Linked DNA regions of Homo sapiens: all the other regions are linked to region 2. The links are chromatin contacts, found by Hi-C or POLR2A ChIA-PET in ENCODE. All regions are on one chromosome and are shown on one strand. The core of a region is the stretch at or near the end of the contact, and the rest is flanking DNA. Distances in the headings are between cores, read along the strand shown.

What was found. Hi-C counts contacts between places; a loop is a spot of excess contacts on that map. ChIA-PET counts read pairs that join two places held with the same protein, here RNA polymerase II (POLR2A). Pooled maps may share reads with other maps.
Region 1: a loop to region 2 is called in a map with no recorded cell type, with 17 times the contacts of the local background. The contact joins the enhancer-like site here to the promoter of PRR14L in region 2. A Hi-C loop is called at or near these places in 1 of 37 single-sample maps with no recorded cell type and 2 of 50 pooled maps. POLR2A ChIA-PET finds 5 or more read pairs at or near these places in 1 of 52 experiments (activated T-cell).
Region 3: a loop to region 2 is called in a map of CD8-positive, alpha-beta T cell, with 5 times the contacts of the local background. The contact joins the promoter of TTC28-AS1 here to the promoter of PRR14L in region 2. A Hi-C loop is called at or near these places in 2 of 168 maps with a recorded cell type or tissue (CD8-positive, alpha-beta T cell and naive thymus-derived CD4-positive, alpha-beta T cell) and 10 of 50 pooled maps.
Region 4: a map of psoas muscle shows a loop between it and region 2 (7-fold over the local background). The contact joins the enhancer-like site here to the promoter of PRR14L in region 2. A Hi-C loop is called at or near these places in 2 of 168 maps with a recorded cell type or tissue (naive thymus-derived CD4-positive, alpha-beta T cell and psoas muscle), 1 of 37 single-sample maps with no recorded cell type and 9 of 50 pooled maps.

Annotation. Positions count from the first base shown.
Region 1 is chr22:36,329,785-36,332,484 of GRCh38, reverse strand. The region is part of intron 3 of MYH9 (myosin heavy chain 9); the gene reads left to right. Among named protein-coding and RNA genes, the nearest start is that of MIR6819, 44 kb to the right of the region's middle. RefSeq lists enhancers at 165-404, 625-684, 725-774, 318-947, 249-1,448 and 1 more. Within about 2 kb of position 1,389, at least 41 of the 41 ENCODE cell types and tissues checked have a DNase peak (open chromatin) inside an H3K27ac peak, as active enhancers do.
Region 2 is chr22:31,748,740-31,751,439 of GRCh38, reverse strand. PRR14L (proline rich 14 like) reads left to right here and starts at 1,308. Exons shown (of 9, transcript NM_173566.3): 1 at 1,308-1,447. RefSeq lists enhancers at 1,083-1,377, 867-1,426, 1,666-2,298.
Region 3 is chr22:27,917,766-27,920,625 of GRCh38, reverse strand. TTC28-AS1 (TTC28 antisense RNA 1) reads right to left here and starts at 1,250. Exons shown (of 5, transcript NR_026963.1): 1 at 1,081-1,250. PITPNB (phosphatidylinositol transfer protein beta) reads left to right here and starts at 1,370. Exons shown (of 12, transcript NM_012399.5): 1 at 1,370-1,454. The coding sequence starts at 1,435. It overlaps MIR3199-1 (microRNA 3199-1), which reads left to right and starts at 14; the gene lies at 14-101. It overlaps MIR3199-2 (microRNA 3199-2), which reads right to left and starts at 100; the gene lies at 15-100. RefSeq lists enhancers at 850-1,029, 200-1,184, 1,185-2,170 and silencers at 1,340-1,409, 1,600-1,919.
Region 4 is chr22:35,311,018-35,313,717 of GRCh38, reverse strand. The region is part of intron 1 of TOM1 (target of myb1 membrane trafficking protein); the gene reads right to left. Among named protein-coding and RNA genes, the nearest start is that of TOM1, 12 kb to the right of the region's middle. RefSeq lists an enhancer at 2,317-2,596. Within about 2 kb of position 1,422, at least 23 of the 41 ENCODE cell types and tissues checked have a DNase peak (open chromatin) inside an H3K27ac peak, as active enhancers do; they include psoas muscle, where a contact is called at or near this core.

The sequences.
Region 1 (2,700 bases), core at 140-2,639, 4.6 Mb before region 2:
CCCTTGGTCTGGGCCTACCGTGGTGGCCTGGAGGGCACACTCGCCCATGACCACATTGTGTGCCTGGGAGCGACGGAAGGGGCTTCCTCCTTTGCTGGCAGATTGCTAGGCAGGCAGGCTGCCAGGAAGCTCCACCCCACTCGGCACAGATCTGCAGCCTCTGCTAATATGAAGCATCATTTTGCACTTGCTTTTCTTCACCTCTCTGTTTGCCTCCCAAAGACTTGTAACCCAAGCTTGTGAATTGAGCTGGCTGTGGAGAAGCAGAGCTTCTCGTCATGAGAGTGTCGCGGCCCTTTCTTTGCAGCACTGAGGCAGGCCTGCGGGAGGTGCCGAGTGCTGTGCTCATAGGGGTGTTCGATGGAGGGGAGTCCTGGGGTGCGTGAGGTTTCCAGAGACCTGAGTTCTCAGCCCCATTTGTGCAACTCTGATCAAGCCATCCTGGCAACGCAGGGCAGGGCTCACAGTGCCAACACATATAGCAAGCCACCCCCCAGGGGCCACTCTGGAGTTTCCCTGAAAGCAGAAGACTCCCTGGTGGTGGAAAGTTTTGGTCCCATTTGTCTCAGATTATCCCATCAGTCTCACCCAACGTGGGCATGTTGTCCAACCTGAAACTGCCCTTTTTCCTGTTTTTCTTTCTTGGCCCATACCCATTTCTCAAGAAGCCCAGTGGAGCCGAAGATGGGGTCCTGCAGGGACCTCTCCCAGGTGGAGCCCGAGAGAGCTGCTCCATGCTGGAACCTCGGGAGGTGTGATCTTGGGAGCTGGGTGATGAGTCAGTCCCAGCAGTGGCTGCTGGTGAAGCAGGCCCCTTCCTCTGTACTTCCTGTTGGGCTGATGTCACCGCTCTGCGAGCCTCGTGGCCTTTTATGGACAAGAGTGAGCTGCAGCTCCTCTCACAGAGGAAGTGAGGCTTAAGCCCCCAGCAGAAGTCTGCACCTGGGATGAAATACCTGCGGTCAGGTTCCCCTTCCTCCCTCCTGGGCCCAGCCTGCTGAGCTGGCTGGAAACACCTGTCCACAGGTAGATGGCCACATCAGCTCAGATGCCCTCACTGCATGGGCTTGGCCTCAGGACATTTTCGGTTGAAAATGAAATCCAGGGAGAAAATGGCCTGGTTCCTGAATTTGTAACTTTTATGAAAGACTTTCTCGTGGCGGTGCCAGGGAATTGCTCAGTTGGGAGCTCCGAGACAGCAGGCGGGTGAGGACGGCATGTCTGGGCATCTGCCTCACACCGTGTACGACAGGAACACCATTTCCTTCCATCCTCAGAGCAGTCCCTTCATTCCCAGAGAGGTCAAGGGGCCAGGCATTGCGTGGGGAAGAGCGGAACCCAGGGCCACAGCGCTCTCGGCTGTGGCTTCCTCCTTTGCAGAACTGCTCCAGACACATGGACTAGTGGTTGTCAAACTGTGCTCTGAGGAACCCTGTCTCCACCACCCACTGTCCCTTGCTCAGGAATTTGGGAAGATTTTATCTGAGGAAGGACTGCCGCTGCTTTTTGAAAAGTCTGAAAACTACTGCAGAGTGACTCATAACCCCATCTCTACCCCACCCTCACCAAGAGAGGGGCTGGGGCAGTGGGTTCAGGCGCCTACCACGGCTAGACTTTCATCTGGCAGGGGGCTCGTGTCCCAGAAGAGGCTTGTCCCTGGCGGCCTCCTCCCGTTTAGAGGAAGGAAGGGCGTTTTCAAATAAGCCTTCAGTCCTTACAGGCCAAATAAGGACTCGAGCCAAAACAAGCAGATTGGGCCGGACTCTGAATGTGCTCATCCTGTGAGATGACAGTGCGGGGAAGGGTTGATGGGGTGGGCGCCAATGGCAGTCTCCACTAGAATGCATAGGGTGGGGAGGTGGGCTGCAGAGTAAACTGAGTAGGCCAAAGAGCCCACTGGTTGCTAAGAATTCTAACCACCCCACTGCCCAGAAGAGATGCCTCTGAGATCAGGAACAAATCCAGAAGAACCGCTGTGTGGAAAGATGGCAAAACAATGATGATAATACCTGCTTTGTACATTACAATACAATACCTTGTAAGGTTATTGGAGGCCACACAAGATAACAGACCAAAACCCTTCCTGAGCATTGGAAAGACCTTTTCGGTTGCATGGGGCCATGGTACGATTCGTGGTGCATCCGGCCGGTGGATTTAGGATACTAAGCAGTGCGGTAAGAGATGCAATGAGGAGGCCTCCCAGCAGTTTGCCTTTCAGAAAGCATTTGTCCAGATGAATGTTCCTGGCAGAACAAATCCAGATTTCTTTAAGGTATGGTTAGGCTGTGTTGACAGTGGTAAATTGGCTTCAGGAATTGGACGGGGAAGGCTGGAGAAGTGGGAGAGCTAGGGACGCTCGGGTGGATGGAGAGGAGACACTGAATTTGGCTCTGGGGTTTCGGAATTTGAAGTGTGTGTGCCTGTGCATACATCCGTGTGTGTGCATGGCTATGTACATACATGTATGTTCACATTCACCTGTGAATACATGTGCCTTGCGTGCCTGTGTTTGCACTTGTGCTTGTGGATATGCATCTGTGAATGCGTGTGCAGCTGTGTGCCTTGTGTGGATCTATGTATATGGCTTTGCACACGTGTGTGCGCATGTATTTCTGTGCACACGTACCTCTGTACACCTACCTCCATATGTGACTGTGTATGCACAGATGCTTGCGTGTCTATGTGTGTGTCCATGCCCTT
Region 2 (2,700 bases), core at 59-2,558:
GGCTGGAGAATCTCTTGAACCTGGGAGGCAGAGGTTGCAGTGAGCCGAGATCCTACCACTGCACTCCAGCCTGGTGTCAGAACGTGGCCCCGTCTCAAAAAAAAAAAAAAGAAAGAAAGAAACGAAACTTTGAAGCATTCAATTTTTTTTTTTTTTTTTTTTTTTGAGACAGTGTCTTGTTTTGTTGCCCAGGCTGGAGTGCAGTGGGGGCACCATCATAGCTCAATGCAGCTTCAAACTCCTGGGCTCAAACGATCCTCCTGCTTCAGGCTCCCCAGTAGCTAGGAGCACAGGTGCATCAACACCTGAGCAATTTTTGTTTTGTTTTGAGAAAGAGTCTTGCTGTGTCATCCAGGCTGGAGTGCAGTGGCACTATCACTGCTCACTGCAGCCTCAACCTTCCAGCCTCAAGTGATCTTCCTGCCTCAGCCTCCAGAGTAGCTGGGATTACAGGCACACATCACCAGACCCAGCTGTTTGTTTTTTGGCAGAAACGATGTCTCACTATGTTGCCCAGGCTGGTCTCAAACTTCTGGGCTGAAGTGCTTCTCCCGCTTTCGCCTCCCAAAGTGCTGGATTACAGGCGTGAGACACCGCGCCTGGTCGATTTCTATTTTTTAACACAAAGCCGTATTATTTGGGGCAAGTCGATTTCATTATCTGGACCTCAATTCTTCCACTGGATAAACATTTCTTCCTTCCTTCAAATGTCCATTGAGCGTCTAGTTTTGTGCCGGACACTGCTCTTGGTGCTGAGCATTAAGTGATGAACAAAACAGACAAGGTGGAGGAAGATAAATGATAAACAAGTCAATAAAGAGATGAGACATAGAAATTTCAGCTAGTGTTAAAGCTATGAAGAAAATAAAACAAGGTTCTGTAACCAACTGGAGGCAGAGGTGCCATTTATTTAGTGGTCAGTGTGATTAGAAGAAGCAGAGGAGTGTCATGACCCAAAACACTCTTTCCAGTAGAATAAGATCTCTCGGGCTGCCAGAGTGGAAGCAGGCAGGCCCTTAGAATTGTAGCCGTCCAGACTAGAAAAACGGTGGACTGGAACAGGGTGACAGCAGCGAAGGCCGGCACTGGGTCCTGTGGCTCAGCAGGAGCAGAACCAAAAGTTGTGTTTCCCTTTAAGAGTTTGAGCCGCAGGGGCGGGGTTGAGGGAGGCTGGGGCTAGCAGAGGGCGGGAGGTCAGAATCAGGAAGAGCCTTCCCTTGGAGTGCGCGCGCGCGGTGCGGGGGCGGGATTTGGGCGAGTCCGCATGGCTGGCTCGGGCCCCGGATGAGGAAGTGCAGGGGGACCATAGAGACGAAGAGGTGGCGGCGGCCGGAGCGCCCCCGGCCTCTGTCGGCTCCGTAGGCTCAGGTAGACCTGGCGACGACGGGGCTGCAGCTGCAGGGGCTGAGCTGGCTGGGCAAGCGCGGGCCGCGGAGGAGGTCTCAGGGTAAGAGGCCGGGACTGGAAGGCTTCGGGCGTAGCCGCCCCGCCCCACTCCGCCCTAAAGGGACCCTCCGCCGGGTGGTGCTGCTAAAGGGGAGTCCAGGCCCCCCGCCCTCTCGGGGCGCGGAAAGGAACCAAGGCTGCCCTGTGGGCGGCGGAACGACCCAGGGAGAGGGAGGAGACCAGGCCCCGCGTCGCTAGAGAAAAGCGGCTTCTCCGAGTCATGGCTCCGACGCGGGAGAGAGACTCCTCTTCAACCTCGATACAACAGGGATCCCCCAACTTATCTCCTCGGAGAGGACGACGCCCCTTATCGGAGGCGTACGCTCTTTCTTAGCGCTCATCCGTTGGTCAGCAGAGGGAGACCCACTCCCAGGGTTCGAGGGGGATTCTGAACTTATCCTGAGGAGGAGTAAAAGATAACCCCTAAATGAGACCTTTCCCCCAACTTTGGTCAGCGTCACCCAGGTGAAGAGTGAGACCCAACTTGCCTGAAAGTGACAGAGGGGATCTTTCTTCCCAGTAAGAAAGAGACTTACCTTCCTCCTTTATTTTTCGCCTGTACCCCAAGATACGGAGAGGAAGACCTTGAAATTTTACTTTATGGTATCAGAAATCAACCTTTCTCCCTCTCCCCTCGTGATGTCCACAGAGAGACCCTCGCTTCTCTTCTTCCCTTTAAGCCTCTTGGTGTGCAGTGAGCTCCTTTCCCTTGCATTATTAAGAGCATGGCTTTTGGAGTGTAATCGTTGCAAACCTGGGTCTCTCACTTAACGTCTTTGTGACCTTGACTATTTGTTTAACTTGTCTGAATCTCAGTCCATCTCCAATTTGGGTTCTGTTTTCTTAGAATTGTCATGCGGGCTAAGGGAGCATTTGTGTAAATACTAGTTATATAGTAAGCTTTTGGTAAGCTGTTGCTATTACTATTACTTAATCTGTTAAAAAAGAAAACTAATATCTTGCACAGAGAAGCATATTTTTCCATGCATGCCCCTCGCAGCCTCCATCACAAGTGTTCAACCATCCTTTCTCACTGGAGTGGAAGACTCCCTCCCACTTAGGGGTTAGAGAAAGAGACACTTCCAGTCCCCTTAGATCCTGCTGTTCAATACTTTCCCAAATTAACAAAGAGGGCCTCACTGAAAATAATCAGTAAAAAAAAGACTTAGCTTTTGGAAACAGGTCTGTGCTCTTAAGAGAAAGTGAGACCTGATGCCAGACGCCAGCACTTCCTTTGTCCACAGAAGGTATCAC
Region 3 (2,860 bases), core at 1-2,500, 3.8 Mb after region 2:
ATAAGAGAAACTCGGTGACTCCAGGGACTGCCTTAGGAGAAAGTTTCTGGAAGTTCTGACATTCCAGAAACTTTCTCCTAAGGCAGTCCCTGGGAGTCACTGAGTCAGTCCATTTCCGTTATTTTTTTGGAGGCAGCCCTAACTCCACAGATGTATTCCACTATCAGATACACCAGATGTTTATACAAAAATGTTTTCGTGATATTTTAATCGTCTTAATAGCCTTTCAACAGGTTCTCATGGTTCTTAGAAGACAAATTCTTTACTATGGCCTAGTAATCCAGTTGGTCCCAGCTCATTTCCCACCCTCACTTAGGATGTTCTGGCCACATCTGCCCTCTAGCTGATCCTTGAACACCCTAGGCTTACTCCATCCTCGGGTCATATTTCCCTCCAACTGGAATGCCCCTCTCACATCCTAACAGGCTAGGCTCAAACACCGCCTCCTAAGACAGCCCTTGTCTTGAGTCCTCTGCTTCTCCCAGTACTCCACTGTATTCATAGCATAGCACTTCCCCACCACCCCAAATTCTCCCTGCTTTCTTTCCAAGTGAGTTGTCTCCTCTAGACTGTGAGCTTCTTGAGAACAGGGACTGTGTCTGCTTCTAGATGCATCCCCACTGCCTAGAACCGTGTCTGACACAGAGCAAGCCAGCGACCTCCGGGCTGCGGCTTTGAGGCCCACGGCGCTTTCGGTGTAACTGCGCGAACCAACTCCTGAACAGCCCGCTTTCCTGGGTCTCGAGGCCAAGGGCCTCTTTTCTCCCAGAGGGCCTCCGTCGGGAGTGCTGGCCGCTCATCCTGCCGAGTCACAGGTGAGGTTTAGGATTCTCCGCCGCGGTGGACCTCCACGAGACCGCGAAGCAGGTGAACGTCCTCCCGCGGAACCTGAGCTGCCAAGGGCTGGGGAGGGGAACAGAAGCTGGCGTCGGCTGCCTCCAGAACCTGTCAGGAGTCTTTTATGTGGACTATGGAGGTGAGGTGTCGGTCAAGGAGGTGGGCCCTGACTCGGAGCAGTGAGAGAGAGCAGAAAACCAGTCACCGCAAAACGGCTTCCAAAGAACCAACTGGAAAACTCACCGGAAAGCGTAGGCTGCCCAGACGCCCCGAGGGACCAAAGCTGAAGGGAGGAGCCCTCGTAAGCAGACAAGAGTGCGCGCGTCGAGCTTGCGCAGCCGCAGTAGAAGCCGCACGCTCTTCGGCAGGCTGCGCAACCGCAGTGGAGGCCTCGTGTGCCCGGGGTGGGGCACGAAACTGGGCGGAGCTAGGCCCCCTCGCGCGCTGACGCGACTGGTCGCGGCGGAAGGGTGTAAGCACGCAGGCGCGATGGTGGCTCGGGGGGGCAGGGAGGCGGGGCCGCGCAGGCGCTGTGAGAGGCGGTAGCGGCGGCGGCGGCGGTGGTATCGGCGGCAGCTGTGAGGGGGTTCCGGGAAGATGGTGCTGATCAAGGAATTGTGAGTGGGTCTGTGGGCGCGAGCGAGGCCGTGGGACGGCAGTGATGGGAGATTTGTTGATGGAGAAGTGGTAGGATATTCCTAAATCGGAGTCAGCCCTGTGTCAGCCCCTCCCTGCGGGCGCCCCCTCCCTCCCCCGGCCCCTTCGAAGCCCCTCAGCGAGTGCGCCCCTCGGCCCTCCAGGCATTGCCGTGGTAACACGCCCTCTCCCTTCCCCGGGGCGAAGGCGGCTGGGTCCCGGCCCGAGCGCATGGCTCGGGAAGGCGCGGCCGGGAGTTTCCGCTGGGACCCGCCTTCTCCCCAACCCCCCACCCCCAGGCTGGGTCTGGGCCCACCCCCAGGCCCGCCGGTGGGAAGGAGCCGCAGTCCGAGGGTGGGAGAGACACGTTGGTTCTGACTGTGATTTGTCGTCCGGGGTGGAGTCCCCTGGTAACCAGCGGGAGATGGGCTTGCCGGTTGAAGGCAGCCCTCGTGTCAGGACTCGCGGTGGGACGCTGGCGCCTTGAAGTTCGTGGTGGAGCCGGGATTCCGGAAAGCCTCCGCTCTCCTGGGCAGCTCCGCTGACTTGACGGGAGAGCCTTTTCTCTTTTTGGTTTCCGCATGTTTTAAGATGAGGTGACATCCCGGGCCCCACCTACTTTCTTAGAAGTTAACACGTGCTCTGTCAAATGGAGGGATTTCGAGGTGCATCCGACTGGCCAAGTGATTTTGTTGAAAAGTCACGGCTTTTCCTACTGGCAAGGACTGTAAACATTACGGAAATCTGCTTGCCTCTGAATGTTCGTCTGTCACAGCTGGTTCGTGTCGTCAGCATCCTTTGGGCAGCTAGGGAGGTCGAGTATGGCCCATTCGTTGGTTTTCAAATTCTTCATTTTAAATTCTTAGAAATATTTTTGGCTTAATTTAGCTTTTTTCAGACACCTTATTTTTAGTGTTCTTAAACCTCCTTTAAAAAGTCACTGATGCACTTCTCTGAGACTTAATACCTCCCAAAGACTCCCTGTCTCACCCAGAATAAAAGTCAAAGCCTCTGCAACAGCTACAAGGCTTTACACTTTTTTTTCCTGCCCTGATCTCATTTACTACCTTTTCCTTGCCCATTCCATCTTCGCAAGCTTCCTTGCTGTTCCTCTGCTACTCTAGAATAAGTTCAGTTCAAGACCTTTCCACCTGCTTTTGTTCCCTTTGCTTGAAGTGTTCTTCCCTTGGCACACTAACTCACCTTCTTCCAGGTCTTTGCTCAGACGTCACCTTCTCAGGGAATCCCTTTCTGAAGACCTAATTGTAGTTCCCACTATTTGGGGTGGTATTTGTCTTCCCTGCTTTATCGGTCTCCATAGTACTTATCACCATCCAACATGCCAATACAATTTATTATTATTATTTTTCTCCTACTAGTTGTGTTC
Region 4 (2,700 bases), core at 173-2,672, 3.6 Mb before region 2:
TGGAGGGCTCCAGATAATCTGCCTGGCATGATGGCAAGACCCACCTGCCCCTCATGGAGATGAGGGTGGAGTGGGACGAGTCTGGCCTGACCTAACTCATAGAATGTGGGCAAAGATCCAGCCCCTCTGAGTCTCTGTTTTTGCACCCGTAAAATCAGGATAAGACTGCCTGCCTCACAGGATGTTGTGACCTTGCAGCCAGACAATGTCAGTATGACATCAGGAAAGGCTAGCAATGAGTAACCGAGCTACAATGACTATGACTTGGGCCAAGAGAAAGAATGAGTAGTCACCAAAGACACGCCACACCACGGGCAGGATCAGAGATGGGGGCCATGGTATGGTATCACCCCTTTCTTTCTTTTTTTTTTTTGAGACAGTCTCGTTCTGTCACCCAGGTTGGAGTACAGTGGCACGATCTTGGCTCACTGCAACCTCTGCCTCCCGGGTTTAAGCGATTCTCCTGCCTCAGCCTCCCGAGTAGCTGGGATTACAGGTACCTGCCAACACACCTGGCTAAGTTTTGTATTTTTAGTAGAGATGGGGCTTCACCATGTTGGTCAGGCTGGTCTCGAACTCCTGACCTCAAGTGATCCACCCGCCTTGGCCTCCCAAAGTGCTGGGATTACAGGTGTGAGCCACTGCCCACTGTGTCCGGCCAGTATCACCCCTTTCCACACCAGCCTTCTGGGAAGCAGCCTGGAGCCCGCTCGCTCCCATCCTGCACATTCCAACAGTCTCATGATCACTGAGACAGCTCTGGCTCAAGCTGCCACCTCCCCAGGCCTGCACTGTCACCTCCACGCTCTACTCAAACATAACTCCAAGCACAACTTCCTCTGTTTAAACATTGTCCATCACCCTCACTGCCTGAGGATCAAAAGCCTGAACTCTCCAGGGGCTGGCGTCAGCCACAGTCAGCTGTACCCCCTTCCTCTATGTGGCTTGCCCTCTCACGCCTCTGAGCTTCTGTCTGCAATGCCATTCCTCATTCAGTCAGGCTCATCCAGTTCACATGCTCATCTGGCACTCAGCATGCACCAGGCATGGGACTAATAAGCACGTCACACCCTCAGTCACCCGTCACCACAACCTTTAAGACAGAGGATGAATAAACTCAGGGGCATGGAGAAGGCAGCAATTTGCCTGCAGTCACACAGTTTGTGAGATGCACAGCAGATTCAAAGCCAGAGAAGTCTGGTTCTCAAGTCCATATTCATAACCACGATGCTATGTGCTTCTCAAACATTCTCAACACCTGTCCAGGCTACAGGGAGACGTCAGTGAGCAAATCCAGCAAGGTCCTGCCCCAGTGGTGGTTTACAGTCCAGTGGGAGGCCACAACTGACAATTCCAAAAGGTCGTTTCCATGGCAGGAAAGACCAGGTGCTGAGACAGTGCCAGGTGTGCTGATGAAGAGGAGGAATGAGTCAGCTGAACTCCTGAACTCCCCTTGTCTTTTTTTTTTTTTTTTGAGACGGAGTCTTGTTCTGTCGCCCAGGCTGGAGTACAGTGGTGCGATCTCGGCTCACTGCAACTTCCGTCTCCTGGGTTTAAGCAATTCTCTGCCTCAGCCCCCAAAGTAGCTGGGATTACAGGCGCCCGCCTAATTTTTTTTTGTATTTTTAGTAGAGATGAGGTTTCACCACCTTGGCCAGGCTGGTCTTGAACTCCTGACCTTGTGATCCACCCGCCTCGGCCTCCCAAAGTGCTGGGATTACAGGCGTGAGCCACCGTGCCCAGCCGAACTCCCCTCATCTTCTAAGCCCCACCCAGGGTTGGCTCCTCAGTGGTGCCTCCTTCTGGGTAGACCGTGTCACTCCTCATCCTGCACCATGACAATAACAACATCATGGAGAACAATGACAGCCATCATTCAGTGAAGAAGTGTCAGCCTGTGCAGGATGCTCGGAGGACCTCCATTTGTGTCACCTCCCCACATCCCCAACTGTCGTGGGGGCAGCCAATGTGCAGAGGTTTGTGACTTGCTAGATGCAAAGCCAGGCCTGCGTGCTCCAAACTTGTGTGCTCTCCACTCTGCTCTGTCCCTGTGAAGACTGCCTCTGCCTGCCTGGGGCAGACCTTCTGGGGCCCACCTTCTGGTGCAACAGAGCAGAGGGGGGCATTACATACTTTTGGAATGACCGACTGAGGCTCTGCACTGCCTAGGTGCTCAGTTCGATGCTGACTGCCCCTGCCTACCCTGCCTTCCCAGAACAACAATCACTGTATTTCACTGATTAGCCACCAGGCTAAGGACAGAACAAGAAAGAGTCTGGCTGTTTTGAGACATCGTGGAGCTGTCAAACCCACCCTGAAACTGCCAACCTTCAGGCTTCTTGCTAGGTAAACAAAGTGCGTTGTTGTGGTGGTTTCAGACTCTGCTGGTTGCGTTTCCTGTTACCTGCAGCTCAAAGTATTCGTGATTAATATTCCTCTTTAAGGAGTGAGGTCCAGCTGCCCTGGCCTTCCCACGGGACTGCTCCGCGGTGGACAACTACGGCATGGACCTGAAGGCACCGGGCTCCACTGAAGCCCTCGGGAGCCGGCACTGAGACCTGGCCCAGTCCTTCCTCCCACTCCCACTCACCAGCTCAGCTGATCGCCCGCAGCCACCCCATCACCCTCCTCAGGCTTCTGTGCTTCTGAACACACTGCCCTTCTTCCAGGAAGAAATGTGCTCCTCCCCACCTCAACTCG